2 separate regions of the Homo sapiens genome follow, and region 2 is linked to region 1. The links are chromatin contacts, found by Hi-C in ENCODE. All regions are on one chromosome and are shown on one strand. Each heading gives the region's core, a stretch centred on a gene start or an enhancer-like site at or near the end of the contact. The rest is flanking DNA. Distances are from core to core; before and after follow the strand shown.

Evidence for each region. A loop is a pair of places that touch in the nucleus more often than their neighbours do. Pooled maps may share reads with other maps.
Region 2: a loop to region 1 is called in a map with no recorded cell type, with 2.9 times the contacts of the local background. The contact joins the enhancer-like site here to the promoter of MIR155HG in region 1. A Hi-C loop is called at or near these places in 3 of 37 single-sample maps with no recorded cell type and 5 of 50 pooled maps.

Annotation. Positions count from the first base shown.
Region 1 is chr21:25,560,543-25,563,775 of GRCh38, reverse strand. MIR155HG (MIR155 host gene) reads right to left here and starts at 1,631. Exons shown (of 3, transcript NR_001458.3): 1 at 1,519-1,631. RefSeq lists silencers at 1,287-1,566, 1,577-1,666 and an enhancer at 2,047-2,096.
Region 2 is chr21:29,231,709-29,234,941 of GRCh38, reverse strand. The region is part of intron 1 of LINC00189 (long intergenic non-protein coding RNA 189); the gene reads right to left. Among named protein-coding and RNA genes, the nearest start is that of LINC00189, 40 kb to the right of the region's middle. RefSeq lists enhancers at 706-805, 1,236-1,415. Within about 2 kb of position 1,606, at least 6 of the 41 ENCODE cell types and tissues checked have a DNase peak (open chromatin) inside an H3K27ac peak, as active enhancers do.

The DNA.
Region 1 (3,233 bases), core at 382-2,881:
TGGCCAGAGTGAGCTGACCCACTATGTGAGGAAACTTACTTATCACAGCCTAATAAGGAGTAGTCCTTGCAGCAGAAGTAATTACTAAATGTGCTTTGGTCATTTGACAGAAATCAGGGAGGCAGCAAGGAGTCATGGAAATGAGCCCAAACTGAGAGTCAAAACCCTGTGGTCTGCCGACACCCCCATCCCACATCCGTACCTAAAAGCAGGCTGTGCACTAGGGACCTAGTGACCTTACTAGAAAAAACTCAAATTCTCTGAGCCACAAGTCCTCATGGGCAAAATGTAGATACCACCACCTAACCCTGCCAATTTCCTATCATTGTGACTATCAAATTAAACCACAGGCAGGAAGTTGCCTTGAAAACTTTTTATAGTGTATATTACTGTTCACATAGATAAGCAATTAACTTTACATATACCCGTTTTTAAAAGATCAGTCCTGTGATTAAAAGTCTGGCTGCCCTAATTCACTTCGATTATACATTAGGTTAAAGCCATATAAAAGAGGCACTACGTCTTCGGAGAGATGAATGGATATTACAAGCAGTAATTTTGGCTTTGGAATATACACATAATGTCCACTTGACCTCATCTATTTGACACAAAATGTAAACTAAATTATGAGCATCATTAGATACCTTGGCCTTTTCAAATCACACAGGGTCCTAGATCTGCTGTGTGATGCTGGAAAAGTAACTTCACTTCTGTGGGCCTCAGCTCCTTAATTTTTAACATACTTTGGATTCTTATATCTTTGTCAGCTGTCAACTTCAGTGTTTTCAGGTTAAATTCTATCCATAGTCATCCCAATATACCTGCTTTAGATGATACAAACTTCAAAAGATCCGGCTCTCCCTCGTAAAACGTGGAGGACAGACATCAAGGGGGTTTTGTGAGTAAAGAAAGGCAACCGCTCGGCAAAAACGCACCCTGGCACAACAGGAGCGAATAAATACAGACGCTGATTGAGCGTTTGCTCCATCTTCACTTCTGTTAAATGAAGACATTGATATCTAAAATGCTATGAGTCTAACTTTGTAAAATTAAAATAGATTTGTAGTTATTTTTCAAAATGAAATCGAAAAGATACAAGTTTTGAAGGCAGTCTCTTTTTCCACCCTGCCCCTCTAGTGTGTTTTACACACTTCTCTGGCCACTCCAACAGGGAAGCTGGTCCAGGGCCATTATACAGGTACGTCCCCAACCATCCAAGGAAACTTTGCAAAGAAGCTCAAGTATTAGGTTTCGAACACCCCTCCTTCCCCCTGCCTCTGCCCGCGGGAATCCATCCAGCGCAATCTCTGGTCCCGGGCGAGGCGACACCACTGAGTCCCCAGGGGGCACCCGCAGGCGCGCGCGGGACCAGGCCGGGCTCCACGGCCACGTGCGCGCTGCCCCCGCCTTGCCTCGCCAGTTAACCCGGCGGTGACCCTCGCACCGAAGTCCCCCGGCGTCCCTGCCACGTTCAAGAGAGGAAAGGCGGGCGGGAGCGCGAGACTGAAGTCGGCGTACCTGCAGTGCCAGGAGCGTCTCCTTGGTTCCCCGCGCTTGCTCTGCGGGCGGCTCGGGGCTCCGCTATCCGCTCCCTTCCCGAGGCTGCAGGCGGCGCTGGGCCCGGGCTCGGCCGCGCACAGGAAGCCCGCGCCTGCGAACGTGCGACCCTTTTATAACTCACTTGTGACTCATAACCGACCAGGCGCCTTTTCTGCAACCCCCCCCCCCTTCTCCCCCCTCCTGCCTGTTCTTGGAACCTACAGCTTGAAAAACTTTTTTCTTTTTAAAGGAAAAGTCGAAAAAGCCCAGCGCCCGGGTAGTTGGTGTTTTCCCCTTTCCCTTTCTCGTGGGTCATTGCGTGTGTGTATTTTTTTTCTCTCAACACACGCCGTGTACTTTCCTGCACCGCGCCGCAAGGCTTGGGCTCCAACCTTTGTTCTTAAAGAAAAGGAAACGCCTTCAAATGACGGCCCAGACGTCGCCCGAACTTTCAGTCGGCTGGAGGGGGAAGTGGCGACTTCTTGCAACTGGGTGGCAGGAGTGTCTCTACTCTCTCCTTGCAGGGAGCCCGAGAGGAGCAAGTGGGAGGTTTTTCCTCCTGGACCGAATCAGCTGGAGACCAGCAGGTCCCTAAGAGAGGAAGAAATGGTCTTCAGGCGATCCTGGATTTCATCCCTACCTCATCACCCTTCAAGAGCCCGCGTTTGGTTTGGAATACGTAACTGGGCTTTGAGAACGTTTGTACTGTGTCTGGTACCCGCATTTATACTCGGGATGTCAAGATATAGGACTTAAAACTTCAAAAATTTTGACCTCAACAACATTCTCCCCCTGCCCTCCACTCCCATCTCCAGGACATATTCCTGGAGCATATGGGACTTCGGTCGTTTTAATTTTTGGTTTTGTCGCTTCTCTCTTTTCTCCCGGACCCTGCCACAAGGGGAACATTTTCCTGGAGCAGCCATTTGATTTTGGGGGATGGAAAGGAACAAATAGATCTAAAGCCTGGCAAGTTTATCCTACAAGCCTAGTCGAGTAACTCATTCATGGGTCTCAGTTCAATAAACGTTTAGACTTGAAGAAGAATAAGGAAATATGGGGAAGAGAAGGAGGACAGGAATAGATCTAGCCTCATCAACATGTGACTGGGGCCTTTTTGTAAGAAAGACGGGGCCACTGCTGGATTGCATTGCAAGTATCCAGTACTTGGACCTCCCTGTCAAGGGCACAAGACATTTTAGAATAGTTTGTATTAAACTGATGCCAGTTACATGTCAGAATACATGTCAGAGCTGGAAATCCCATAGTACTTAATTTACAGATGGCTCAGGTTGGTTAAGGAACTTGGGAGCATTTTAAAACCCTCTATTCTTAAGATACATGCTTTTTCTCTTATAATTCAAACAAGAATAATCATGATGATAACAACTAACACTTATAAAGCATTTACCATGTGCCAGATCCTGTCCTAACACTCCTTATATGCATTAACTCTTTCAGTCCTCACTATGATCATATGAGGGAGGAGCATTATAATCTCTATTTCCAGATGAGGAAACTGAGCACAGAGAGATTAAACATGTTACCTTAGATCCTAGTAAGTAGTCAAGCTGAGATTCAAACTCAGTTCCAACCCTGGAGGGCTGGCTCCGTAGTCCAGTCTCCCTGCTTTCCAGATCCATGTGACGTTGAGGAGCTGGGGAAGTTGTGCAGTGGGGCATGTGGCAAGGATG
Region 2 (3,233 bases), core at 357-2,856, 3.7 Mb before region 1:
AAGTCAATAGTAAGAGGGAAGGGGTCTCCTCTGGCATCCTTCACTGATATGGACAGGAAACAGGGAAATACTGGGTAGAAGGGGGCGGTTCCCCAACAAACGGCCCACCCTCAAGCCTGAAGACCGGCAGCCCTAAAGGAGGACAGGCATTTCTGTTTTCATGGCCAAAATTTGCCTTTTGGCCTGCCATGCACCCCCCATCCTGCCCCCATACAAACCCAAGACCTTAGCGGGCACATACACAAGAAGCTGGACATCAAGACCAGCAGACCAGTGGACCAGTGAACCAGCAGACCAGTGACAGTGGAACAATGCAGCAGAGAAAGAGAGAAAAGGAAGGATGTCTGGACTCATAGGGGAGCTTGGCCAGGGGTGGCTGGAGAAGAGTTGGGCCGCTGGATGCCCGACTCCAGGGAAAGACCACCTTCCCACTCCATCCCCACTTCTGCCTCCCCATCCATCTCACTGAGAGCCACCTCCACCACTCAATGAAACCTTGCACTCATCCTTCAAGCCCATGTGTGATCTGATTCTTTCAGGACACTGGACAAGAGCTTGGGATAAAGAAAGTTGTCACGCTGGCCCCCTGCCCTCACAATAAGGCAGAGGGTCCGTTAAGCTGATTAACACACAAGCCGTCTGCAGACAACAAATCTGAAAGAGCTTTGTAATACATGCCTACATGGGCTTCGAGTGACACAGAGACCCACCCCTAGACTCTGCCGTGGGACAGGAGCCCAAAAGTGCTTGTACTGGCCTCTGCACCTGCCTGTCTGCATGCTCCTCCTTTGAGCTTTGGGGCGACCAAGCAGGTGAGCTACACCTGTCGCACGTCCTACAACCATTCACAACATTTTACAAAATAATGTAGGTAAGGGAAAAGACAATTCAGACAATCAAAAATATTACAAAAAGTTCACAGCTGCCTAGTTTACAGCTGCCTGTCTTGTGACTCAGGCCCCATAATTCACATTTCCTTATGGCTCAAAATAATTTAGAGTTCCAACAGCTTAGATTTTGAATCACTTATTTTCACAATCACAAAGCATAGTAGGAGTCCCAGAGAGAGAGCATAGCTCACACATAATCCAAAAGTCTTTTGTAGCCCATAGTTTCAAAATCACTCTCCCCAAGAAAGGTGAGGAAAGCTGGTATCATAGAAACCAAATGGGCCCGTCTGAGTTTCATTTCCCTCCCGCTGAGAGGTAATGATGAAACACCATACAAGTACTGCTTTGAAAAGCACCTGGATTCCCCAGGTTCTTTTAGATTACCTCATGGGAAATAAAATAGAAACAAATTTAAAACTATAACTAGGTTGGTTTTTTGTTTGTTTGTTTACCAGTTAAGACCTTAGGTAGGTACATGCTATGGGCTGAATTGTCTTCCTGCAACCTCCGCCAAATGTATATGTTGAACTCCAAACCTCTAGTACCTCAGAATGTTCCTGTTTTGGGACATGATAAAAGAAAAACTTCAGTCGGTTTAAATTTAAAGGAGTTTAATTGAGCAATGAACGTTTCACAAATCAGACAGCCCCCAGAATCACAGCAGATTCACAAAGACTCCAGCGCAGCCATGTGGTGGAAGATTTATAGACCAAAAAAAAAAAGAGAAATGACGTTCAGAAATTGGAAGTGAGGTACAGAACGGCTGGATTGGTTAGAGGTTGGCGTTTGCCTTATTTGAACACAGTTTGAGCACTAAGCAGTGTATGAATGGTTGAAATATGGCTGCTGGGATTGGCTAGGATTTAGCTATTGTTACAGGTGCATACTACTAAGTTAGGTTTTCAATTTTATCTGCCTATTAAGTTAGGTTACGGTTCATCCGCAAGGACTCAAATATAGAAGTAGGGAGTCCTTCTCAGGCTATAGTTTGCTTTAACAGACATAAAGGCTTTAAAGAGGTAATTAAGGTAAAATGAGGTTATTGGCATGGGTCCTAATGTAATCTGACTGGTGTCCTTATAAGATTAGGACACAGACACACAGAAGGAAGACAATCTGAAGTCACAGATCTACAAGCCAGGGAGAGGGGCCTCAGAAGTCAACCTGCTGACACATTGATCTTAGATTCACAGCTTCCAGAACTGTGAGAAAACAAATTTTTGTTTTCTGAGTCACCTAGCGTCCTTCTGGCACTTTTTTATGGCAGCCCTAGTGAACTAATATAGTATATTAACTTCTCCACAATTTTAGTGCATATTTAAAAATCCACCCTTAGGGAGTTGCTTACTAATCTGTCTCTCACTTTTAATGCTTTGTTGACGTCCACATTGCATCAGAGCCATGTCAGAATAACTGAAATAATAGCACAGCCAGTCTGGAGGTTTGGGCTGTCAGATTCGTAACCCTTGATCCAACTCTGTGGACATCATCGACATGTACAGTTTGTTACGATCTCCGCTTTACAGATATGAAAAATGGGGCTTGAAGAGGCTACAATACTTGTTCGAGTTCGGCAACTGGAGAAGGGAAGGGCTAGGATTTGAACCTAGATGGCTTGAGTCAGAGGGTGTGCTCTTAACAATTATGGGACACTGTCTCCCTAAGCAGGGAGGAGAGGAACTGTGATATTGAAACTGCCTTTGCAAAATTATGACTGAGACAGTGAAAGAGATCTGACCTAACCAACTCCATCTTCCTTCTAACCTTTAAGCTGTCCTTGTCCCTTCCTGGGCATAGACCGAGCTAACTTTGGGAGGAATTTATAGTTTACAACAAAGACCATAACAGCCCTTTCCCAAAACAAGCCTCCTTCTTGCCTGGGGACTAGACTGCCTTTATAGGACCAATTAGCCACAAGATTTGAAATTATGTTTTAGGACTTACGCAGCTGGAGGCTACAGGATTCTGACCCTCCCTAAACTGCTCATAAGATTAGTGCTTGAAATATTTTGCAGATATTTTGATGGATCAGCTGGCACCACCCAGACTGATAAACTGGCTCACCTGATCTTGTGGCCCCCACCCAGGAATTGACTCAGCACAAGAGGACAGCTTCAACTTGCCATGATTTCATCTCTGACCCAACCAAGCAGCACTCTCAATTCACTGGTCTTCCCCCACCCACCAAGTTATCCTTAAACACCCTGGGCCAGGCCCAGTGGCTCACGCCTGTAATCCAAGCACTTTGGGAGGCTGAGACAGGCAGATCACAAGGTCAAGAGATCGAGACCATCCTGGATAACATGTGAAACCCCGTCTCTACTAGAAATACAAAAATTAGCT